Regions from separate parts of the Mus musculus genome. Here regions 1, 3, 4 and 5 are each linked to region 2. The links are chromatin loops, found by intact Hi-C in ENCODE. Cell type or tissue: left cerebral cortex. All regions are shown on one strand. Region 1 has its middle 92 kb from the start of Gm6639. Region 2 has its middle 35 kb from the start of Gm52623. Region 3 has its middle 76 kb from the start of Gm38512. Region 4 has its middle 150 kb from the start of Gm35255. Region 5 has its middle 8.2 kb from the start of Gm20515.

Region 1 (5,000 bases), 1.3 Mb before region 2:
TCTTCTGTTTGGTCCTCATGTAGAAGTTGCCTCCACAGCTGTGCAGCCCCCCGACGTTTATGCAGAGGTGCTTCGTCAGTGAGGCCTGCCATTCTGTCTACAGAATGCTTGCTTTATTTTCCTGCCTCTATTCTTTCAATGATAGGATTGTAAGTGTGCACCACCATATCTAGTTTATGTTGGGGAACCGAACCCGGGTCTTCTTGTCTGGGAGGTGAGTAGTCCCTACCTGAGCCATCCAAGCCAGCCCATATTCTGAGATTCAGACAAAAACTGGTATTCTGTGATAAGCTGTGATAAATACTGTGACTGAAGACAACTTGAGGAGAAAGGGCTTTAACTAAGTTTATAGTCCAACATGGAGGGAAGTCAAGGCAGGAACTCAAGACAGTAGCTGGAAACAAGAACCAACACAGGAAAGAAAGTTGCCTTTTTGGCTTGCTCTAAGAGTTACATTCAGCTACTTTTCCTATACAGCTCAGGGACACCTGCTGAGGGATGACATCACTCATCATGGGCTTGGTCCTCCTATGCTAGTCAGCAATCAAGAAATTTCCCTATAGACAGGCCCACAGGCTCATCTGATGAAGACAATTCTGTAGCTGAGAAGTCCCCCCGCCCCCAACAAGGTGTGTCTAGTTGACACCCAAGATTAGCCATCACAACTAGAGTAAGTTAAAGTCAGAGAAAACCAATCCCCAATAGGTTGATAATATAGGTCCATCTCCAGAGGGACAGTAGTTTACCTCTGCACTTCATTTTCTTCTTTATCTTAATCTAAACATTGATTGATTGAGTGTGTGTGTGTGTGTGTGTGTGTGTGTGTGTGTGTGTGTGTGTGCTTGCAGTCCCCACGTGGCATACAGGTACCTGCAGTGGCCACATGAGGGTGTCTCATTCTTCTGGAACTGGAGTTAGGGAGGTTGTGATTCACTGGATGTCAGTGCTTAGGACAGGACACATTTCTCTGCAAGAGCAACCAGTGTTCTCGGGCACTGAGCCCCCCCCCCTCTCCAGCCCCTCTGCTTTCTGTATTGTACCTTCAATTCTTCAGAGCCAAAGGTCTCAGTATCCATGGCAGCAGTACCTGCCAGCTGCAGGGAGGTGCTTCAGAAGGCAACAGTTAAGGCACAAACAGCTGTGGTGCTCCCCACTCCTTTCCATATTGTGCTCCCAACTGTCACAGTAGAGAAACTCAGAGGTTTTTGCAAGGAAATACTTGTTGTTTGTTGTTTTCAAGACAGGATCTCTGTAAGTCTGACTGTCCTGGACCTTGCTATGTAGACCAGGCTGACCCTGAACTGACAGTGATCCTCCTGCCTCTGCCTTCTGAGCACAGAACTGGGATTAAAGGTGCACACCAATGCAGCTGGCTGAAAAACATTGTATTTTAGCACAACTTGGGAAGTTTGGGGGAAGACAGAACTGCAAAATATATAATTTGTTGTTTTCAACAAATGCTTAAAATGTCTCGGATACGTTGAAAGGACCCTGAAATAGCTGTCTCTTGTGAGGCTATGCCAGTGCCTGGCAAATACAGAAGTGGATGCTCACAGTCATCTAGAGGATGGATCACAGGGCCCCCAATGGAGGAGCTAGAGAAAGTACCCAAGGAGTTGAAGAGGTCTGCAGCCCTATAGGTGGAACAACAATATGAACTAAGCAGTACCCCCAGAGCTTGTGTCTCTAGCTGCATATGTAGCAGAAGATGGCCAAGTTGGCCATCATTGGGAGGAGAGGCCCCTTGGTCTTGCAAACTTTATATGCCCCAGTACAGGGGAATGCCAGGGCCAAGAAGTGGGAGTGGGTGGGTAGGGGAGCAGGGCAGGGGGAGGATATAGGGGATTTTTGGGATAGCATTTGAAATGTAAATGAAGAAAATATCTAATAAAAAATTGAAAAAATGTCTCTGATACAAAGGAGATTAAACGCACATGTGAAAAAGAAGCATAACAGGTAATTGACTGTAAGGCTGCAAAAGGAGCTAGAAGGTTCCTAAGACCAGCCAAGGCAGTCTGGGACTGCAGTACTCCAGTCGTTCCACAGGGAGGCGCTCCAAGCCCATCACCGAAAATCCCACGCTGCTGCTTCAGCGGCTGCTTACTCTGGGGAGAGTTATGTTTCTCTACTCCTAGCAGGGATTTTGAAGAGCAATTAAAAGCACATTAGCAGGGCACTGTGCGAACCAGGCAAAACCATTTTAGTATCAGTGCCTACGGTGCTAGCAGCCTCTTCTCAATTACTGCACGTTTACAAGTGTAATAGAAACCGTGTTACATTTGAAAACAAGTTTCACCTACAATGTTTGTGTCTCCTCTATACAAAAGACAGATTCGTTTTGGAGACAATAATTTTCCTTTAAAGTTACAATATGCTTTATCGGAAGATTATAGTCAGCACACCTTAAAATTTCGCATCCTCACCTGAGTGGGTAGTATAGAATTGAAATTACATCTTGTGCAAACAGTGTTGTAGGTAATATGTCTCAGCATGTTTCAGAATCGTCATCCATGTTTTAGGATGGAAATCTCACAACACACACACACACAGTTTGCATGGCCCAAGTCAGCGGCCGAGTAAGCTGGGAGTCTGTGTCAGGTGTGATGGGTTCAAATATGTCAGTGGCCTCTAACCTCGATCTCTAGTTCAGGACAGAAGGTCTTGGAAGACTCAAATGCACAACTTGGCCAATAGACTGGAGGGCAGAGAGGACAGAACCTAATAGGGGCAAGGAGCCCACAGAGTGGAGTGCTCCCACAAGGGAAGGGCTAATTGTCCAGGCAGGCCTCAACTGTAGCCCACCAGTCTCAGCCTCTCTGCTGCTGAGATCACAGGGCATGTATGGCCATTCTGGGTCAAAAGGGCATAGCTGTACCATTTCATTAATGTAGAATATTATATCATTTTGCCAACCTGAGACACACACACACACACACACACAAAGAGGGGAAGACACACACACACACAAACACACACACACACACAAACACACACAGAGAGAGAGAGAGAGAGAGAGAGAGAGAGAGAGAGGAGAGAGGAGAGAGAGAGAGAGGGAGGAGAGAGGAGAGAGAGAGAGAGAGGGAGAATAGTTAAGCAGGGCATGGTGTTCCACACCTTTATCCCAGCATTCCAGAGGCAGAGGCAGGAGAAGTTCTTGCCAGCCTTATCTGCATACTGAGTTCAGGATAACTGGAGCAAATAGTGAGACCCTATCTCAAAAATCAAAGCCAAGGAGTGTTCATGGGCTGGTTTGTGGCCCGGGCACATGTGTCACAGAGGACTGTCCTGTATGGCCTCAATGGATGCGCTTAATCCCGTGCAAACTTGATGCCCCAGGGAAGAGGGATGCTGGCGGGAGTGAGGCAGGGGTGGGTAGGTGGGTGGGTGGGTGGGAGAGTACCCTCTCAGAGGCAGGGTGGCGTAGGGTTAAGAACTCAGGAGGAGGGACCAGGAAAGGGGGCACCTTTTGCAATGTTATAAAATAATTTAATAAATTAATATTTAAAAGGTGATTTGCAATTTTAAAAACAAATCCAAACCAAAAGAAAGGTGCATATGTGAATGGGTTATTTGGCAGTTAAGCTACAAGACAACTGCTTTTACTCTAGAAAGTTTAGAACTCACACCCACCCACACAACAGTGTCATAGTATTGCTGCCGCCATGTTTACATTGTATTTTCTCCACCAAGACTTTGCTGTGAGAATTGTTTAATGACTTTGAACAGTTCTAGAAAAAAAATTCAGTGTCTGCCTCAATTTATTTAACATGTGGCCAACTGTGGAACAGGAGGGTGGCTTCTGATTTCCATAGTAATAGCATATGGACTTGCTTGTGTGGGCATCTGCCTGCCTGTGTCTGAGGCATCTCTTCCACCATGTACATCTTGAGGTCTCTGTAGCTTAGGCTTGCTAGTTTGGTGTTGTATCATGGAGCATGTCTCTGAGCACTCACCAGGAGCTCATGCAATAGTGATTGAATTAATTCAACAAAAGTGACAGGAAGGCATTTCCACTTTCTGTTTTGTGAATTGCCTCTTCATGTTATCTGTTCAGTATCATTGTGACAGTTGTCTCGTATGGGTTTGTAATTTGTTTTTTGTAAGTACTTAATCTTCTGCTTGGTACATATGGCAAACCATCTCCTCTCCAAAATACAAATATATGACTAAGGCTGTATTTTTATGATAATCTTTACCCCACTAACTAATTAGGACCAGTACTATAAATGCATTAAAAAATGCAGTCTGCTTCTCCTACCTACCAGACTTTCCCCTGGATTTAGAATTCTTTCGAGGAAGCCAGGTGTGCTGGCGCACGCCTTTAATCCCAGCACTCGGGAGGCAGAGGCAGGCGGATTTCTGAGTTTGAGGCCAGCCTGGTCTACAGAGTGAGTTCCAGGACAGCCAGGGCTATACAGAGAAACCCTGTCTCGAAAAACCAAAAAAAAAAAAATGTTTCGGGGGACATGGGATGGAAAGGCAGCTCACTGTGACAAGTTCTAAGTTGTCATGTGAGGAAACTGTCTGTCCCTTATCTCTTCAGACAACTTCATCTTTACTTTGTTACAATTCTGTTTGGGTCCAGGAATTACCACACAAACCACATGAACACCAATCTCAGTCAGACAGGGATAGTTTATCAAGCATATTCCCCAGCACTGGTCTTCCAGGGCTCTGGTCCACATTTAGGAACTGAACCATGCCCCCACGCCCAGTTAAGATCCTACAGGGTTTTTAAGCCCCCCAGTCCACAAACATCTGTGCCAAGTTATTCCACCAATCAGGATTTAGGGATGGGTGATTTCCTTAGAAACATATCTTTGTTTTACACTTATCCTGCTCCCATTGGTTGGGGTATTCATCTGTGGCAGGGACTTGCCTTGTCTAATTAATATCCATGTTGTAACTTGCCTACCAGGATGGGACTTGTCTAAAATTCATGTCTTAACTTGCCAACCCGGATGTCAGTTGCCCATGTACACATCTCTTTCTGCCAAGTT
Region 2 (5,000 bases):
CTGTGGGATCCTGCGATGTTGGGTCTCTCTTACTCTCTTGCTTGCAGCAGAGACTCTAATTTTGTTGCAGCTCTTGCCTTGGATGTGTCGATAGATGGGTACTCAGCTCTGATTAGTGTTTATGACGCGGGCATGTGCCAGTCTAAACAAAGCTAGTCATTCTATAGGACAGCAGTGGGACACTATGAACGGGGTAAAGCTAGTTCTACATAAGAGCTCACAAAACACAAGAAAAGGGTGTCATTTCCCAATGCCAGTTCTACTGTTCTCTTAGAATATTTTATTATTATTTTTATTTGTGTGTCCAAATGTGTGTGTATGCATGTGCATGCACGTGTACATATGTGTATGTATAAATGTATGCCTCTCGTGTATGCGTCTGGCTATGGAGGTCAGGAGAGAGCACGGGATGCCCTGGAGCTGGGCTTATAGGCAACTGTCAGCCATCCAACATGAGTGCTGGGAACTGAACCTTCCAGGTTCTCTGGAAGGACAACAAGTGTTCCTAACCACTGAGCTTGCCTATCCCTTACCATTCTACTAACTAAAGGCCATGTTTTGTTGCTGGTGTGAGGAAAGATTTTGGACTTGGGAGGAGTCAAGCTCAGCATTCAGCTCCTAAGGCAGGCTCAGTACTTCAGTACCCCATGCAGGCTCAGTACCTCAGTACCCCAAGCAGGCTTAGTACCTCAGTACCCCATGCAGGCTCAGTACCTCAGTACCCCATGCAGGCTCAGTACCTCAGTACCTCATGCAGGCTCAGTACCTCAGTACCCCATGCAGGCTCAGTACCTCAGTACCCCATGCAGGCTCAGTACCTCAGTACCTCATGCAGGCTCAGTACCTCAGTACCCCATGCAGGCTCAGTACCTCAGTACCCCATGCAGGCTCAGTACCTCAGTACCCCATGCAGAGAGCTCTGAATGTGAGCCTGTGTTCTTATAATGAAAGACTGTTTCACCTCATAGGTAGAGGAGCAATGTGAAGACCTGGGTATGGTGCAGGTATAGAGTCAGGGCTTAGGAGACTCTGGAAGCATTACTAATAAAATAAAATAAATAAAAATCCATATTTCCAGAAGCCAAGAATCAACCTTATTTTAGGCAACATGTTCTCGGGCATGAGAACTCAGAAGTGAGTCAGGAGATGGGGTTCTATTTTGGGCTCAAGAACTTTAGTCACAGGAACTAGCAATTTCCCTGAGACTCTGTGCCATGATTGTAAAAGAGGGTTCTTGTCTGTTTATCTGCATGCATATACAGGATATAACCTTTGTAAGTAAGAATAAAGCACATAAAAAATACTTTCAGTAATATTGTCCAAACCACTTTCTCTGTTGTCTACTTTCCTTAAATTCTGTCACCTGTCAAGTTGCCAACAGCTCTGCCTAGTGAATAACCATTCACAGCTATGGAACCCTCCTACCTTGTTTCCTAGAGTTACCAGGAAACCTGAAGTCCTGGAGTGCTTCTGACCAAGTCCCCCTGGCTCTGTCTCTTCCCTGTGCTTTCCTGTACATAGTGAAAGGAACAGAGAGACAGAATGGTTTCCGGGCTTTCCTTGTGAAGCCATGCTCGGAAATGGATTTGCTGGGGTCTGGTGAGACAACACAAACTCAATTCTAGCTCCAACACTGAAGCTTCCTCTCAATGGAAGCAATCAGTTAGTCCTTTCTGCCATGCTTTCCCTTCCCTGTCCCTGGCTACGGCTGAGCGCTTGCTGGAAGTGCTTGCTGGGAGGTTTTGAAGACCGTCCTTCCTGGTAGAGCTTTTCTTTGGTAACAAAGTTGGTACAGAACCCCTAATAGTCAGACATGATTAAGACCTTTGGAAGCAATTCTTCAAAAGCTAACGAACTCATGTACTGACTTCATTTAGACATTGCAAGATTTCAGGACTCTCTGCTGCCGAATGAGAGTCATCCCTCCCCACACTGAGCTCTGCCTGTCCCTCTGCTGTCTCTGTCCATTTAGCTGAGTGGTATCTTCCGACAGGGCATGTGGCCAGAGAAACAGAAACGGTGCAAAGACACCAATGTCACAAGCCACAGGAATAAAAAGAGACTTGAGCAGTCTGCATAGAAGCCAGCTCTGTGCTGGAGGAGCCATCACACAGCTGTGGCAACTCTGTCATTTTTTTTTATTTGCCTACAGTGACACCTGCTGGAAACAAAAATAAATCTAAGTTTTAAAATACAAAAGCAAGCTTTGAGAACCATCAGCCATATATCATCTTTGTCTTCATCTTCATCATTGTTGTCATCATCATCACTTTGACTAAAACTACATTCCTTAAACATCGATTTGACTCAGGGTTTTGCTTTGGAAGTTCCTTTTTGTACAAGCTGAGAAGCTAAAGGTACTTTCAGCTCGATGACGTCATCATTTTCCTTGGGACCAAGAAGCTGGAATTCACACCCTTACGATGCATGCTGGTTCTAGGAGGAAGCCTTTATAAGCAGTTTGATTGTGTTATATAGCCTTCTGAAATGGTGCGTTAAAGCATGGCGTATTGACTACAGTGTGTGGGAAGGGATTTTGGAACTCTAAGATAATATCAAGATAGCTCTCAGTGGTTGAAATATTTAACAGGAACATATTCATAAGAAGTGCAGTTGCACAAAACCATCTTGTCCTTGGGTTTTGGGCTTCATGTTTAAAGCATGTTCACAGTGCCCACTACTCTGCATATTGAACAACCAATTGGAGCACCTACAGATTACCATTGATTTCAACATTAACTAGGCACACTCAGGATTTCCACAATCATGTGACACAGGGGGGGATTTGAACACTTAATTAAGATCCATTGTCGTCTTTAGAATTCACGAAAGTTCCCATCAACCAAGAAAGCACAAACATCCAGATGGTGCCACCTTTCATCGAGGATTCTCACCCCATGATTTGGCATTTACAGTTATTATTAATACAGGGCACATTTACAGAACAAGATAAAGATATCATCTTTGAAGTGGAAACTTAAAGGGTTCTCTGGAAAGTCAGTTGTGTCGAATGGTGTTTTGCTGGGGCAAGCTCGTGAAGGAACTTTCCATTAAAGTGGACACAGGAGTGAAAAACTAAGGCAGGCTCATGAGGGAATGCTTGGCTGAAGCAGACACAGAAGAGAGGATGTTCTGCTAAAGCAGGCATATGCAAGGACACATGACGAAGAATTCTTTGCTAATGACATGCATGTATTGGGCTACCTTACATCACATAGTTGATCTGCATTTGTCAGGACTCCATAGAGAGAAATGCACCAAAAACTTCTGGTGGTGTGCTGCAGTTTCTTGCTGACTCTGCAGACTCGGGCTGAGATAGACACTTGTGCTGAGACAAGACATGTGCTGAGGCAAGGCTCACGGAGGACACATGATGTTCAGAGAGAAGATAAAAGGACTTAATGGGCAGTGATGGAGGCTGCGCTTGGCTTGCTTATAGAGCTAGCTGTGCAACAATTCTGAGCCTGGAGTCTATGCTGATTTTCCCTTCCCTGAGAGAGGCACAGCCAAGAACTCCTGTGTTCCTTCTGGTCCCTCCTGCTGACTTGTCTCTCGCTGTCTCTGCAGGCAGTCTCACCGCTGTTGCTAACCCAACTCTGTTGAACTGGACTGCTGGTGTATCCATGAAGTACTTGCTAGTGGATTGAGCTGTTGCTGCTGCTAACCTGTGAACGGAACTGTTGATTTCCAACAATACAGATGGGAGTTGCTCCAAAGGACCATTCTACTGGTCTACTTCCTCCATATTCTTTCTGGTGGGTGGTGGGCTAAAGGGGAGGTTAAAGCATTTAAGAACCATGGTTAAAAAACAGGTTCTGGAAAAAATTAAAGTTATACATCTGATTCAGAGTTTGGTCCCTTTGCGAGTTTCAGTTTCTTCCATTAATTTTTTTTCTAGCTTAAGACTTGTTGTTAAAGTCCAGTTCCTGCCTGATACAACTCTACAGAACATTTTGAAAGTTAATGTTATACAGTCTGGCCTGGCCACTGTGACTGCACCTCCACTAAGAGTGCCCACCAGCACTGGGCAATGGTATTACTTGTTAATTACATCAATACAAGGCAGTTGTTTCAATCCCCAGCTGCTGAGATGAAACACAGGTTCCGGCAGCTCCATCCTACGGCATCCTCCATCTTTCCTACCTCAGCACGTTGGCTCTTCTGAGGGTGTCTTTGTTTAGAAGTTAAACCTTACAGAGAAATAATTTTTCCTATATATTTATGCCCATATTCATCTATCCTCTCACTCCTTCCAATGGCATCTTTATAAATCAGTGGGTAGAAGAGATGACAGTGTAGCTACTACCTCTTCACAAAACACCTGAACAGTGACTGCGGTCCACTCCCGCAAGGAATGCTGAGTATAACTTCCACAGCTGAGCACAGTGAGCTTTCAGCTCTGCACTATTCTGCTGGGCTGTGATGGCTTGTACATCAGTGCACTGATGGAATCAACTACAGTTATTGGGCTATTTGTCTGGGTGATAAGGTTAGAGCCTTTATAATGCTAACCCTAGTTAGTGATGGGTTACTAGCCTCATATAGAATCAAGAGAGTGCCATGACCTCTACCATGTGAGGATAGAGATGGAAACCACCATCTTAGGAGCAGGAAACTGGCCCTCTCTACACACTGAATTTCCTAAAACCTTAATCTTGGACATCATGACCAAGAAACTCTTGCTGCTTCTAAGCAATCTAGTTATGACATTTTATCACAGCACTCAGGAGTAACGTAAGATGAGGAGCTATGACTAACTTTAAAATGTAGTATTTCACTCAAAAGCTACCTGCGCTTTGTGTCCACTTGATCTCACAATGGCTCTGACTGTTCCCTCCTGGCTCCTGGGATTAGACTTTTTGAGAGGTAGATTTTCCTGGGTTTTTTCACACTACAGGAAAAGGTGTTTAGCACAACAAATAGATCCCCTCCCCAGACCCAAGCATCACTAGAGACCTCAGGCAGGCTCAGAGCACCACACATAGAACCTAGACGAAATG
Region 3 (5,000 bases), 1.3 Mb before region 2:
GGAAGGGAGGGAGGGAGGGAAGAAGAGGGAGTGGAAGGGAGAGAGGGAGTGGGAGGGAGAGGGAGGGAAGAGAGGAAGGGAGGGAGAGAAGGAGAGGGAGGGAGGGAGGGGGGAACCGGGAAGGTGGGGATGGGGGCTGGGGGGGGGACAGAGGGAGGGTGCACCTAAGAGCCTACGCAGGCCATTCTCATTTGCACCATTACAGACCTCACACACACCAGTCAATCACAATTTCTGAGCACATCACCCAGTCGGCGCATGCTTCTTTCAGCCACCTGCCAAGAAAGTCTTTAATAAAAAATAAGTTTACAAAACCCAACTTACTATTTTCCTCTGTGTGCTCGTCTTTGCTTTTGTGAGTGAGTATTCCACACTCTGGTCCTCTGTTCAGCAGACTACAGGGAGGGAGAGAGGAAGAACTAGCCCCTTACAGGCTGCTAGCCTGGTGTTTGAAATGGTTTGACTTCTGACAGAACTCCCCCCACCCCCACCCCAGTCTCTGTAAGGAGAAAGATTAGACTTTATCTTTGGTTCTCTTGCCTTATTTTTATGTACTAGAAAGCGTTTTCTTCTTCCACACTAAAGATAATTTTCCTATGGAGAACTTATGTGCATTTTTTTTTCTTTTTAGATTGTGTCTTTATCGTTATTGGTTTTGGTAGAATTATAAATAGTGTTGTTCCTTAATTTTAGATTCCGGCTTCTCATTGCTGGTGGATAAGGAAGCAATCACTTTCATCTCTGACTTGTACTGTGCCACCTCATCAAGCTTATTTGTTAGAGTTTAAGTTTCTGTGGCGTTTTCTACTTTACTATCATGCTACCTAAATAGATGTTTGCTTCTCCCTGTTCTAGTACACATGTACCCTTAATTTCCTTTTCTTGTCTTATTGCACTAGCTATGACCTTAAGTAAGAGAGAGATGAATGCTATCTTTGTCCTGTTAGGGTGGCTAGGGGAAAGATGTCCTCTTTTACCACTTTCACTTTAATATGTAATAGTGCTAGAGTATGTGCATTCATGTGCGTATGTGTGTGTCTCAGTGTGTGAGCGCACGCGTGTGTGTGTGTGTGTGTGTGTGTGTGTGTGTGTGTGCCCACCTTCTTTAGGCTGAGGAAAATTCTTTATACTTTTTACTTTTCTGAGACTCAGAGAATGTAACTGATTTCTTTTAATCTGCTCTATTGAGATGTTTGGTTTGCAACATTCTTCTCTGGACGTGGAGAAGGCAAAGAAGAGCATTTGACTCTTCAGCCCGACAGCAGCAATCTTCAAGTCAGCTCTCTGCCACTTCAGTACCCAACTCCCAGTCTCCACTATAAAACTAGGAATCTCTATCAATTGCCTCGGGAAGGAGGCACCTTGTGGTGGAGTGATGAGCTCTAATCTGGACAGCTGCCTCTTCTTATCTTTATGACCTTGGACAAATCATAAAACATCATTTCTAAAATCAGTACCGTAATTACCTTATCAAACTGTGGAGATACTTTCAAATGGTAATCGCTCTGAAGTACTCTACACATTTAAATTATCGTGGAGAGGATACATTCTTGGGGGATAGGATTCTTGTCAGTTCATTTTTTGTATCCCTAAGTAAATGCTTAATGTGGATCTAATTATTCTGCGCTATACATATCCAGCCCCCAGGGCCGCGGTGTGCTGGGAGAAGCGAATCATGTCTTCACTGCGTCACTGTCAGAATCCAGGGCTGTGATCCAAGACTGAAGTGCTGTCACCCCAGTCGAAAAACAATCAGACCATGTAGATGGTTAGCTGTCAGGAGCTGGAGAAAGAAAGCATTTTACAACATTGGCTCAGGTCATCCGCAAATGCTAGCTGTTGTTTTCGTTTTGATTTGGGAAGTATCCCCACTAGGTGACTGGAAGCCTGGCTAAGTGAAGAGAAACAGTATAGTTTGGTCTTTGCTTTTGGTTTTTTGTTTTGCTTTGTTTTGTTTTGTTTTGTTTTGTTTTTGCTCTCTCCTAGAGGAAAAATTTTGTTTCCCATGCTTGATGACAGAGGGTGAGAATGGGGACTTGCAGTCCCCAAAACCACAATGGGGCGTGAGGTTCCTTTTTCTGAGCATCGTACAGGCCACTAGGTGGCACTATTTACCCATCTATGTTTCTCTGCTGGTCCTCAGCAAGGATCTTAATTCTAAACTAGTGTGTTTTGTTGGGAGTGATGGTGAGAGAGAAGCGTGTTAGGAAGGAAAATACAAATGACCCTCCAGAATCAATCCGGAGGGCTGATTAGGGGTCAGCTCTCAGCCACGGTTACACTAGACTTGGCAGGCTTGTGTCCGACTATTTTTAAAACTGATTTTTAAGAGCAACATGCAATTAGTTTCCATTTTCTTAAACCTTTAACAAATGACAAGATAAAATGAAATGTCGGGGCTTGGGACGTGGGATTGAGGAGGTACCCTCGCATGCTTGTGTCCCTCTCTCTCCTAAAATCATTAATGAGGTCGGGGACCCCTGAGAACCTTAAAGCCGCTTCTACGTGAAGCTCTCCGCTGAATCAGCCACCATCGGGGAAGCCAAGCACTGGTGTCCCTTTGGAGATGGCATCTGGGGAAGCCGCCCTGATCTCCAGGCCCGGTGGTGCTCCCTTTCCGCCTTGGCATGTGCTACACAGTCCCTGAGGACTGTTATTTATCTGGAGACCACAGAGATGAAACAGGAATTTCAAACTGGCACATACAACTTTTGGTGAGAGAAATTAAAGATCTCTCTCTCTCTCTCTCTCTCTCTCTCTCTCTCTCTCTCTCTCTCTCTCTCTCTCTCTCTCTCGTCCCCAGATGACAGCCCTCAGAAAACACACTGAACAGCCCCAAGGACATAGAAACCAATGGTTGCCCCCACTTTGTTTCGGGGCCACGGAATCTGCCGTTACCTCTTCACTGTCCGTTTTAACTTTAAAATCGCCTTGCACGACTCTGCCTAGAAGCTTGGTAGTCATTCATTCATTTATTTATTTTGACTTAGAAATGACACAACTAGAATCATAGTTTTCTCCCTGTTCCGAATCTTCCCAAAGCTTTCTGCCTGCCCCGCCCCCGCTCTCCACCCCTACCCCCCACTCATGAGCTTCCATTTTCTCTGCTTTGTGGCATGTCTACCAGCACACACCACCTTGAGCTGATGTGTGATAAACAGCTAAATATAGTGATGGCTTTGGCAGCTTCCTCTCGACGCCTGTCACAGACCCCCTAAAATGGGAATTAAACAGGTTTAAGATACACAAGAGGCTCTGTTATGCTTGGGAAGAGAGGACACTTTCTATGTCGTGAGCAAGTACTCCTCTGTTTGTGTGTTCGTGCCCTGCTTTATCTAAGGAACAATAATGACTTTAATGGTTGTTAGCAGATGCTCTGTTAGATGCTCAGAACCCCTTTCAGCCGCCGGCCTCATCCAGAAAAGTCTTTATGTGAAACCCACACTGTGTAATCAGTGGTCCTGTGCGGGGGCTGGGTGCTGGCTAGATGACAGTCGCCGCTGCTCTAGATACTCTAACAGCAATGGCTGAAAATTGCCTTCAGCTGATTCTATGTGGAGAACTCATGATATCTGGAGTAAATTCACTCAGGTCTCCAGCCCCCACAGTCCTCAAGAAAGAAAGAAAAGCAGAGAGAGAGAGGGGGGGTGGGAAAAGGAGAGAAGGTTGGCTATAGTACATAGGAATTCCAGCTCTCTGGGGCTTTGACCACACCAGTGAATACTAATTATACTGAATGTGTCGTCTTCACAAACCAAACACGTATTCCCAGGAGACAGATAGTGCCACCAATCCAACTCATGATGTAACCTGGATTTAAAGCCAGGCCTCTCAGAGGGACAGGCAATCGGGTCTATTAACTCTCATGACACGTGCCAGCGCTTTCACTACCACCTTGACCTAAGGAACACATGAATGTAACACTTTTATTTCATCAGCTTATGTGTTACCGGGGCTGGCTCTGAGACCTGGGTTTTGGAGACATTGAGAATAAAGGAATCGTTTTGGGGGACACACAGTTTGCAGGGATTTTTCTCGGGGGTGGGTGGTGGAATCAGTTGTGCTTTATAGATGTGTTGCTTCCACAAAATCTGGGTGGAGTGAAGTGGAACTTCAGCCAGGCAGTCATGTACTTCTCTATGCTGAGATGCATGCAGCACACCGCATCTGAGAGTCCTGGAGTCTTGTGACCTCGTTGGAGATATTTGGAGAAAGCTTTTCATTTGGGTGCCATGTGGATTGCCATCTTCCTTTTCAGATTTCTGTTGTGTTGTCTTTGTGGAGAGAGGCCCGAAATCAGTGGAGGCAAAGCCACATGACCTGGAGTCCATCTGATCATTGTACTTCCTGGGCCCCTGCCATTGTTTAAGGCCACCAGATGGAACTGTCCAGGTGGACCCAGGTTAGGCTCTTGTATACATTGCTGAAGTCCGCCATTGCTACTTTCTAGGAGACCCTAGCACCTATCTCTAATTACTGGGGTCCTGCTCGTCGCTGTGCTTTTCTGTCTCCAGCCAGGAAGAGTCCCCACTTCTCCTTCCTCCACCTGTCTCTCATGGCACTTGGAGAGCTCTGTGGGTGACAGGTGCTTCTGCACGTTGCTCTCTTATAAACATACATAGAGACCAGCCCATCACATCCACCTCACACACACAGCATCATGTAGATCAGCCAATCACATCCACCACACACACACACACACACACACACACACACACACACACACACACACGGCATCATGTAGACCAGCCAATCACATCCACCACACACACACACACACACACACACACACACACACACACACACAGCATCATGTAGATCAGCCCATCACATCCACCTCACACACACAGCATCATGTAGATCAGCCAATCACATCCACCTCACACACACAGCATCATGTAGATCAGCCAATCACATCCACCTCACACACACACACACACACACACACACACACACACACACACACACACAGCATCATGTAGATCAGCCAATCACATTCA
Region 4 (5,000 bases), 870 kb before region 2:
AGTCGTAGTGTTCCACTAATACGCCAGCATGTAGTTTAGACAAAGCGAACTCTAGGCTTAGGCAGGAGCAATTTCATGGCATGGAGGCCCTAGTCACTCCACTGGAACTGGTCCCTTAATTTGGGCAACTCCCTGGGCAGTTGAAGCCATGTGTAATTTCATTCTGAGGAAGAGGTAAATCCCCTTCCGTCCCCACCCCCCCATGCCAACTGTTTGCATCAAGTGGGGGGCGGCCGATGCTTAAAGAGCAGACAGGGAACCGGGAGAGCCTCTGAAATGAATTTTATGTCCCCCCACCTTTGTCCGCAGAGCTGTGGCTGTGGAGGCAGCTCATGAATCCACCAGAGCCCAAATGGCAACCTCGTTCCCATTATCCATCTGCTCCGCTTCCTCACAAAGGTTTAAGTACAAGATTGATTACGCATGTCGGACCATGTGAAGTACCTCAGAGTGAGGACAGGAGGGACCGTCTCTCACTCTGAACAAAAGAAAGAAGTTGGACACTCACAAGATGAATGGGGGAAACGCAGGCACCAAGTATGCAGGAGGTACCTGTGGTGTTTTGTTTGGGGGGTTTTATTTTTCTTGTTTTAATATAAAAGTGTGAAAATCTCCAGATTTGAAATACTTACGTTTAAAGTACCTACATGAGTTGATTTTTAGAATAAGTTTGTTAAGTACACTTCAAAATGAGGATAACTAATATTTAGCTATGTCCTACAAAAAGCCGGCTTTATGCAGAAAAAGTGAAAGAATTTTAACGGCAGGCATCTAAGATGACATTATCCGCTACTAAAAGACAAGACCAGATCATTTGTCCAAATGAAGGGTTTATCGCTGGTGGAAAAACGAACATAATTTCTTCAACATTAAAAGGACAATAGAGGCTTGGGCCTGGTTAGGGTAACTGGTACCAAAAATGGGCGACACACTATCTGCAAGGGGGGACAGCCTGAGGGGGAGTTCAAGTGGGTGACACACTATCTGCAAAGGGGACAGCCTGAGGGTTAGTTCTGGGCTGAGCTGTGTGGAGCTTTGTGCAAGGAGAGCTGCTTCCTCTCTTCATGTACCCATCCCAGGAGCTACATGTTCCACTGTGGCCCTTTGCAATGGGAAAAGAAAAGCTGCTACTGGTCAATACTCCTTTACCCCGAGCACTGAAGAAGGGCCTCCTTTCCTTCTTCATCTTGAAACAGCACTTGCTTTTACACACACACACACACACACACACACACACACACACCGGGCCCCCACAAACAGGAAATTAGAAAAATCCCTTCACAGAGGTTGCAGAGATGCAACAGGCCATCCTAAGGAGGTTTTCCCAGGCTTCTCTGGAACTGTGAAGGGGAACAGGTGCCCCTTGACCCCACCCCACCCCATGATTCAGATGACAACCCCTATCTCTGAGAGGTTGAAGCCATGGCATGCCCTGGCTCACACCAGGCCGAGAGCTGCAGAGGGCCCAGTATGTAATTTCTGCAGCATGCGTGAGATTTTACACCACAGACACTCTGCAGAGGTTCGTGGGGTGTCACGAGGACTGTTCTGTGACAGTTCTTGCTTTTGCCCTTACTGTCGCTTTACCTCACATTTCTTTGCTGTTTGTGTTGTTGAGAGGGAGGTAATCACGTTTTTAGATGGGTTTCATTCATACGACCATAGTCTTAGGGTGACCTCAGAGATGGAGCCGGAAATGGCAGCTGTGGATGATGTGGAAAAGTGGCAAACAAACAGACACACTTTGGTATAGACAACAAATATTCATTTCTGTTACCTAAAGAGATCGTTTTACTTAATGATTTTTAAATTTTTTTAACGTTTCATTCTAAACTTAATCAAATTGTTAATTTTTCACACAAAATAAAACAAAACAACAACAACAACAACAAAAACCAACAAAAAAGCAACAAACAAAAAACCCATAGACGTTAGGAAGAAATCTGGATGTCACGCATCCTGAATCTTCAGTGATTTTAAAGTTTCACCAGGGGGCGCTCCCACTTCACAGCCCAGAGGCAGGAAGGACAAAGGACCACAACTGTCTCATGCTTAACTTGCGGGCATACACTGTCTTGTTTGCATTTTCAACTCTTTCTCTTCTTCTCTCTCTCTCTCACACACATTGTATAAAAAAGCCCCAGTGAGCTTACGCATGCCTCCCTTAAACACTGGAGCACAAACTAACACCACCACAAAATTAGCAAACACAGACAATTGTGAATTACATTGCTCCTGGCACAGGCCACGGAGTTATGTGAAATCTGCATTGAATTTTTGGTTGTCAACATCAGTATAAGAGTACATTAACATAGGATATCAAAAAATATGTCTCTGCTGGGCCACCCTGGGGCGAAACCTGTGGTTGCTCTGCATTGGTCTCTGGGTGGTACCAGCTTCTTCACCCTCTGTGGTAAATCTTTTGGTCAGCCCAAGTCGCAAGAAAATGCAGAGTCAGGAAACAGACTAATTAAAGAAAATTCCCCAAGGACAACCCAATGACAGAGCCTGAGAAGGAATTAGTCCCGAAGCCTGCTTTTCAATTCGTGTATAAGTTTCATACATTAAGAAGCCTGACGATCGTTTTGAACACACGATTTAGGCAAACAATAAATAGAACATTTCTTGTGGGAAGGAAATAAGGTATTTCAAAGTCAGAAGGGAGAGAGCACAGTTTGCCAAGTGTAGAACCCCACAGAGTCCTCTGGCCTGGAGTTTCAAACTGATCCAAACCCTTTGGGGGTTTGAATTTCTTTGCTGTTGGCAAAACACAATTCCTGCTTCAAAGAGAACCGGCATTATGAAGGCCTGTTACAGAAGCCTCAGAAGACTTCTGGGGCACCAAATCACTCTTACAAAACACCATTTTGATGAGTTTAGTACAGATTAATGAAAAACATATGGATTAAATTTTTCTTTAAAATTACATTGGTTCATCACATGAGCAGAAGGGGCTGTAAAAAGGCATCCCAGCCTTACAGAGCTCTGGACACTTTAGCCGTGGTTTCGGGCGCTTCTCAGGCAGATACGGCTCCCCGGCATTGTGGTCCATAGAGGACGTGGAATCCGTCCCTCTGCCTTGGGCTTGGCAAACACCAGTGGGTAGTCTGAGCAGAACTTCAGGTTTCTTCCGCAAGGGTGAAAAACCAACTCGTGTGGCCTGGCAGTTTGTATTGTCTGATCGAGAGGCAATGCCTCTCAAGTAGTTGAGAACTTCTCCAAAAACGCATGACAACAGCTAATTATTCATTCTTTTCTGAGGGCCCCAGAAGGACAATATATCTGTTACCAAGCCTGGAGTGGCCATGGAAGCAGGGAACACCTCCTACTACAGCAGTTATCGAAGCACCCTCCCTACCAATCACCAAACCCAAAAACTAAACTGAGCCTTAAACAGATGGTGACTGACCAACCAGCAACCAGAGAGAGTCCAGACAGTGACAGAAACCAACTGGACCAGGCAGCTCTGCTGTCTGTGCCTTTTCCTAATGTAAGGAATGATTCAGAAACCAAGCAAACTAAACAAAAGGCCAAAGTTGGAATGTAAAGTGGCTCTCACAAGGCATGAAATGAGATGAGCCACCACCACCACCACCACCACCACCACCCCCCCCCACCCTTGCAGGAAGTACCTCTACTTTTGGAACAGTGTGAGTATTAGGTAGGCAGGTAGGAATTTTTAATTCTTAAAAGTGTTAAACAATCATTTGCAGTATAACTGGCAAATTTAGGAAGTGTTCCCTTTAGAAAAATTTCTAATCAATTCTGTCATTTCATACAACTAAGTGAGAGTGTTTTCCTCGGGAGTGTGGTCTGTAGCCAAAGCTGCCCTGCAGTGGACAGGTCCCGCTTGCTCTCAACCATGTGTTGGATTTAACTCTGCACAAGCAGAGGAGGCTGCTCCTTAAGGCAGGGCAGGGCGTGTCCCTGACGTGCACGATTTTCATTCCAGCCAGTGAGGTCCCAGGACTTCACCCCACACTGTCCCTGTCAAATCTCCCATGTTTCTATTCCTGCCAATAGTTATCTCAACTCGGGCTGGACTTCAGGACAGGCCACATCACATCGTATTTGCGAGGTGAAGGATAAGGGGATAAATGCCATGTAAGGGACTTGTTAGTTTGAAAGCTTAAGTGATGGTTCTTGATAGGAAATACTTTCTCTGGAAAGAAGCACAGCTAACTATCTCACCAGGGAATGGGCCCCTACGTGAGGAAAAGAAGGCATACGAAAAGCTTTGACATCTATTTCTTTTCTCCTTTATTGTCCAGTGATGCTAGACCTGGCATCAGGGCTGACATTACTTAAGTAGGAGAGATGACCGCACTGCTACAAGGCTTTGCTCTGTCTGCCCTAGGTAAGAGAGACACGCTTCATGTACCATGTGTTGTAGACATTGTCTCTATGTTTCTAGAAATACTGCATAGCTCCTTGAAAGAGTCCCCAAAAGACAGAAGTAGGGGACACACTCCACCTGCCTCCTGTTGCTCTACAGACACTGAGGAAAAAAAATACAAACAGGACGTTACTGAAGAGCCAGTCTTACCAACGTATCCGAAATTCCAAGTCAGATAATCACAAGGGGAGAGTCCGGCGACACACAACAGCATGCGTTGGCTATCTACCGAAGCCTTTGAAATGAACTAAACGCTGCCGTTAACTTTTGTCAGAGAGGAAAATCAAAACAAAACAGAAAATCAAATGGGAAACACTGTTATTAGCATTAGATTCTTGCATACTTTTTTTTTCAGACTGAAGCGCCTCAAAGGGAACGGGCCCACTCCTGGCCAGCAAAGAGGGCTCTTCTCTCTGTAGCATTCACATGCGGAGGACGGTGATTTTCTAACCGTCACCGTTGTCTAAACCACAGTCACCCGACGCATCTGAATGACACACACACGAGTAAGGAACATTTTGATGTGTTGAGGAAAGTTGTTTTGACAAATGTCAGAACCCAGGTCTTGCTGGCTGAGGCCTGTTGTTAAATTTCCCAGGCTGCC
Region 5 (5,000 bases), 220 kb before region 2:
ACTGGTGTTTTGTTTCCTGGTACTACTTTAAAATATACATTCTCTCTGAATAAGTGGATTTATACAATTTAGCCACATTCAATAAATTTCCTTACAGCAAGCCTTCTCTAACATGCAAGTGCAGAGATGTGTATCCTGATATTCAGGACTTGATGATAGATGGTCTCAGATTCCAAGTTGGCAAGGTGACTGCATGTGGTGGGAAACTCATCAAATTCCCCGAGGCAAGAAAGGGACAGCGGATGCTCACATGGCCACATTGGGACAGAAGGCCATGTGACACTGATAGGAGACACTGATCTCACTGTCCTGTTCCTGTAGACAAGTTTGTAGGACATTTTCTTGATTAATGATTGGTATAGGAAAGCCCATCTCATAGAGGGAAGTGTCACCTATACACACAGGAGGTCCCAGGTGCTATAAGAGAGCAGGCTGAGCAAGCCACAGAGAGCAATCCAGTAGGCAACATTCCTCCATGGCCTCCGCATCAGCTCCTGCTTTAGGTTCCCTCAGTGATTGGAGCAGAGCATAGCAGTGTCACAATTTACCCTCATGTTATCATGAGTGACAATTCCTTTCCTCCACAAGGCGTCTTTGGCCATGGTCTTCAGCACAGCATTAGAAGGCAAAGTAAGACACATACTAAGGGATGGGGAAGAGCTTGAAGATGCTGCTTGCCGATTCTGAAATTAGAGGAAAACACCACAAGTGGAGGATGCCTGGAGACCTGGGGTCTGAGAAGATGAAAGGAGAAGATCCCCCAAGAATGTCCAGAGGAAAAATGGCCCAGCAGAACTTTGCAGAGATCTCTGATTCTGAACTTTAAGATAATACAGGATGATAATTTAGGATGGTTTCTTGGTTTGGTTTTGCTAGTTTTGAGACAGGTCTCGATCTGCTACCCAGGCTGATCTCAAATAGCTGCTATCCAGTGATTGTCTTGTCTCAGTCTCTTCTGGAGTAGGACCACAGACATACACCACTGTGGCTTAGTTTTGTTTTGTTTTTTATGATACTAAATTGTGGGAGTTTATTGTAGTCATAGCAGGAAAACAGACTAAAGGAGGATAGAATTTGTCTGCAAGTAAGTTGCAGTGGTTTGATGAGGACTATGCTACTTAAGGTCCAAACACTGGAAAACTAAACAACCAAAGTCAAGACCAGGGATTTGGAAAGATGTCTACTTGGCGAATGTAGGCATGAGGACTTGAGTTTGATCTAAATCCATGTTATCAAAACAAGACAAAACAAAACAACAAAACAAAACAAAACAAAACAAAACACAAACTCCCCAAGTATTGTGGCATGTGTTTGTAATCTGAGCCCAGGGAAGGCAGAGACTGGTTGGTCTTTTGGTCCCCTGGCCAGCAGCCCAGCAAAACCAGCAAGCTGCAGGTTTCAATGAGTCTGTCTCAAGAGCAACAACAAAACCCAACAAAAGAAAGGGAGAAAGACTCCCAAGGAACCCCAGCGTTGATCTCCAGGCTCCGATGCACATATCTTCATCTCGAGACCCTGAACTTAAGTCACTTCTGCAGAGTTCATCTACTACCACAGGTAACCTTCATGAAGCTAAACGCCTGCAAATATGTGTGCACCTACCCGAGCAGCACACGCACACCCAAACAAAAGCCAAACAAAGTGACAAGTGGAGAGAAAACTGTAGTGTTTCACATTTTCTTATTAAATATTCTCTAATGCTAATTTTTCATATGCAATGATACTTTTGTTGTATGAAATCTTCTTAAATATAAACTGTCACCTGTTAGCACTGCCAGACCAAACCTCAGATGACAGAGAATAAAGGAAGATCAAGACAAACATGTTTGAAAAGCATCTCTCCATGGGGGATGGATTGGCTTTTTATGTCTGCAGGTCTCAGCTTGGCCAGGTGACTTCAAAGTTTTTATTTGGTGGATTTTTAAGGATACAAACATGTGCTATTGTGAAGGTTTCCTTTTGAAGACTGAGTGTTTCGTACACATAGTCTATGCTGCCCTGTTACCCACTTCCGATGAACAAAGGGATGGTCACCACATCACAAGCACCTGTCATAGTTTGATCTTCTGAGCCTTGACTGGACTGTGCTCTGACCATCTCTGGTTCAGCTTGGAGGAGTTTGCAAACCCAGATTCTAATACAGGTAACTTTTAAGCAACGTTCTCATATCTTTTTAATACTTACTTTTTAATTTTGTCTCTGTGTGTATGCGTGTGCACATGCGCGTATGTACACAAGTATAGATTCCTAAGAGGCATCAGATCCTCTGGAACTGGTTGGGAGACACTTGATGTAGTTGCTGGGAATCGAACTCAGGTCCTCTGGAAGGGGAACAAGTGCAGTGGATTGCAAAGCCAGCTCTTCAGCCCCTACCTATGCTTGCTTATTCTTAAACAAAGCTTTTGCTTCAACATGATAATTCTTGTTTAACTTTCCTTGGAGTCAATTCAGAGCTCCAAAATGAAAAACACCTTGGGAGCTGGTTTAATTACACAATTTGCTCAATAAATATAACTTGCTTCTCTTTATTGTAGACTATAAATAAAAGCCTGGCAAGGAAGATTTGTATTAGAGGCCAAATTAAGTTACTAATAATTTGTGAATTCTCAGACAACTTCTTTAGCTTCCTGTAGTTTTATTCAGTTCAAGTGTATATGCCAGGAACTGGAGAGATGACTCAGCAGTTAAGAATGCTTGCTGCTCTTGCAGAGGACCTGGGTTTGGTTCTGAGCACCCACATATCAGCTCACAGAGATCTGTAACTTCAGTTCCAGGGGACCTGATGCCCTCTTCTGGCCATACATATAAGTACATGGTGCAATATAAACCTGGAGGCTCTTAGACACAGAAAATAAAAACAAATCCTCAAACAACAAATGTATATATAGGAAATATATATGTTCTATAGTACTTGTAGTCTATAGCTATTCTAGTCATTAGTGACATCACTATGAGAGATCCATTCTGACCTGCCAGCAGTTTCAAGGGAAGTAGACCCTCCCTGAAGGACTCAGAATGGAGAGCATAGTCTACCAGAGCAGCCTCTGGCCTGGCCAAGAAAAAGCCTTTTCCACACCACACCTGAAAGGTGAGGAACATCTAATCAACTTAGGATTCTCCTCTGTCATACTAAGACACTGAGCGGATGAAAGCAACGCTACTGTCTCCTCATGTTCCTGAACTATACCTCCAAATGAAATTTATTGTCTAATAATAAGGAGGAATCAGACGTAGTGTTGGGAACACAGCAGGCTGGTGCACAAGGGGTGGTAAAGAGAAGCTGACATTAGATACACTCGGGTAACAACTTCTAGCCTACCCTGACTTATTTAAGGGCATGCCCACTTATAGAGAAGCAGGTGGCAACGCCTCTCAACCCGTTTGATTTTATCTTAAGTACAATCTTATCTTGGTGCCACTATTCTGTGACGAAAACCTTAATGCTGGGATATTGCAGGCTCCAATCACTGACTTACACAAACAGTTTGGATTAAAAAAAAATGAGCTTGGGCTTATGACTCTATCCCAACCCCGCATCCCCCACCCAGCACACACATCTGGAACAGCAGGAGCAGCAGGAGGAATCACATTTGGCATGGCAACTGGTGTTCATTCACTTCTGCGGCAAGAGTACCCAAGCGCCGTTTCAGCCTGATAAACTTCCCAGTTGTTTAGTTGTGTTTTGCTTTGTTTTCCAGGTAAATGTTTCCTCCCTTCCTCTGACAGGGAGATTAAGTTCCACCAGAGTTTTGGGCTCTTATATTGCATTTTTATATCAAGCAAAGTGCAAAAGATTATTTCTAGCATTAATCACTGCAGCTAATAAAGATGGGCCGCCCAGAGGTAGGGCCTGATACTAGGAAGCTTTTCTAAGCGCCTCAATGAAGATGCTCAATCGCATGTAACTCCTGTACAATCCACTAATAGAGAAACAGCGTTAATGAGGGATTGCATCATCACCAATGGGCCTGCTGAGTAGCTTGGCTCTGGTCGGCTGCTGCCAAAATGCAGTTCTCATTTCCAACAAACAAAGTCTATCTGAGAGACAGCACAGAGCCCTTCAGAACCGGGAAGTCCTGTGCATAATAATGAATCCCAGCTCTTCTTTTGCCAAAGAGCCTGGGCCCTTTCAATGTCATAGGTCAGCCCAGTGACTCAGAGAGGGCCTGATCCTTATCTAAGCGTTTGCAGCAAAATTAGAATGTGCTGTAGTCTTATTAAAGAAATGTTTGTCCCCCGTCAATGAGCTGAAAAGAAAGCAGCTCAATGCACTTTTGCAAATTACAGCAATAAACTGCTTGAATTAACTGCTTTATTACAAATATTTAATTATTCGGAGGGTTAAATATCCAACATTTTAGAAAGGCAAAAAATTAGCTACCGATTTGGTAACCTAGCTTGTTTAAAATCTCTCATGGTGGTGTGTATTTGCGTTTTTATTTTAAACAGTCCCAACTTTGAGGTGTCTTCCTTGTGAATTTAGCCAGTTTCCTTTCATTGTGAATGAAACAGCAAACACACACAGCTATCACTCCTGAGGTAAGCTGTCAAGAAAATCAAATCTGCAACTCATGAGCACCACAAAAGGCAGACTCTGTTTGCTTCTCTGGGAGCGGGAACACTTACACTGGAGGACTCCCGAGCCACAGAGGTCGTCAAGTACAACCCATTCTAAGGGACAGATAAAGTAACATGGCCATTATATTTAAACAGTTGCTAGTTAAATATTGTTTAAAGTATACACTCCTTTATTTAAAAGGGCCAAAGATTAAAACTGTACGTTAAAAAGAAAATTTGACAAATGCATACTAAGCAAAAAGCAAGTGTTCTCAGAGAGAAGTTTTTATGCCCCCACACAGAATTCTGTTCATTAATCCAAATGTGTTTTCCATTTATTAAATCATATGAGGCAGATGGAAATTATTTTTAAATAGATTTCTTAAAAAAAATTAGTAGGGAGCGTTTCTCCATAAAGCAAAGAAAAACATTACAATAACAGA

Evidence for each region. Peaks named below come from ENCODE experiments on the same cell type or tissue, not always from the same donor. Only the 100,000 strongest peaks of a DNase experiment are listed, where the experiment ranks them.
Region 1: it touches region 2 in a loop (9-fold over the local background); 4 of 42 quality-filtered maps call a loop at or near these places.
Region 3: it touches region 2 in a loop (8-fold over the local background); 13 of 42 quality-filtered maps call a loop at or near these places.
Region 4: a loop joins it to region 2, with 11 times the contacts of the local background. A loop is called at or near these places in 11 of 42 quality-filtered maps.
Region 5: it touches region 2 in a loop (2.2-fold over the local background); 2 of 42 quality-filtered maps call a loop at or near these places.

The regions. Positions count from the first base shown.
Region 1 is chr3:35,571,702-35,576,701 of GRCm38, reverse strand. No RefSeq gene overlaps it. Among named protein-coding and RNA genes, the nearest start is that of Gm6639, 92 kb to the left of the region's middle. In left cerebral cortex, a CTCF peak has its summit at 2,033; a DNase peak (open chromatin) is centred at 2,059.
Region 2 is chr3:34,229,223-34,234,222 of GRCm38, reverse strand. No RefSeq gene overlaps it. Among named protein-coding and RNA genes, the nearest start is that of Gm52623, 35 kb to the left of the region's middle. In left cerebral cortex, a CTCF peak has its summit at 2,162 (motif pointing left); DNase peaks (open chromatin) are centred at 407, 1,241 and 2,053; H3K27ac peaks cover 801 bases.
Region 3 is chr3:35,479,624-35,484,623 of GRCm38, reverse strand. No RefSeq gene overlaps it. Among named protein-coding and RNA genes, the nearest start is that of Gm38512, 76 kb to the right of the region's middle. In left cerebral cortex, a CTCF peak has its summit at 2,093 (motif pointing right); DNase peaks (open chromatin) are centred at 2,109, 2,506 and 3,386; H3K4me3 peaks cover 500 bases.
Region 4 is chr3:35,100,428-35,105,427 of GRCm38, reverse strand. No RefSeq gene overlaps it. Among named protein-coding and RNA genes, the nearest start is that of Gm35255, 150 kb to the right of the region's middle. In left cerebral cortex, a CTCF peak has its summit at 1,992 (motif pointing right); a DNase peak (open chromatin) is centred at 2,006; H3K27ac peaks cover 751 bases.
Region 5 is chr3:34,444,585-34,449,584 of GRCm38, reverse strand. No RefSeq gene overlaps it. Among named protein-coding and RNA genes, the nearest start is that of Gm20515, 8.2 kb to the right of the region's middle. In left cerebral cortex, a CTCF peak has its summit at 2,789 (motif pointing left); DNase peaks (open chromatin) are centred at 3,658, 4,028 and 4,603; H3K27ac peaks cover 1,388 bases.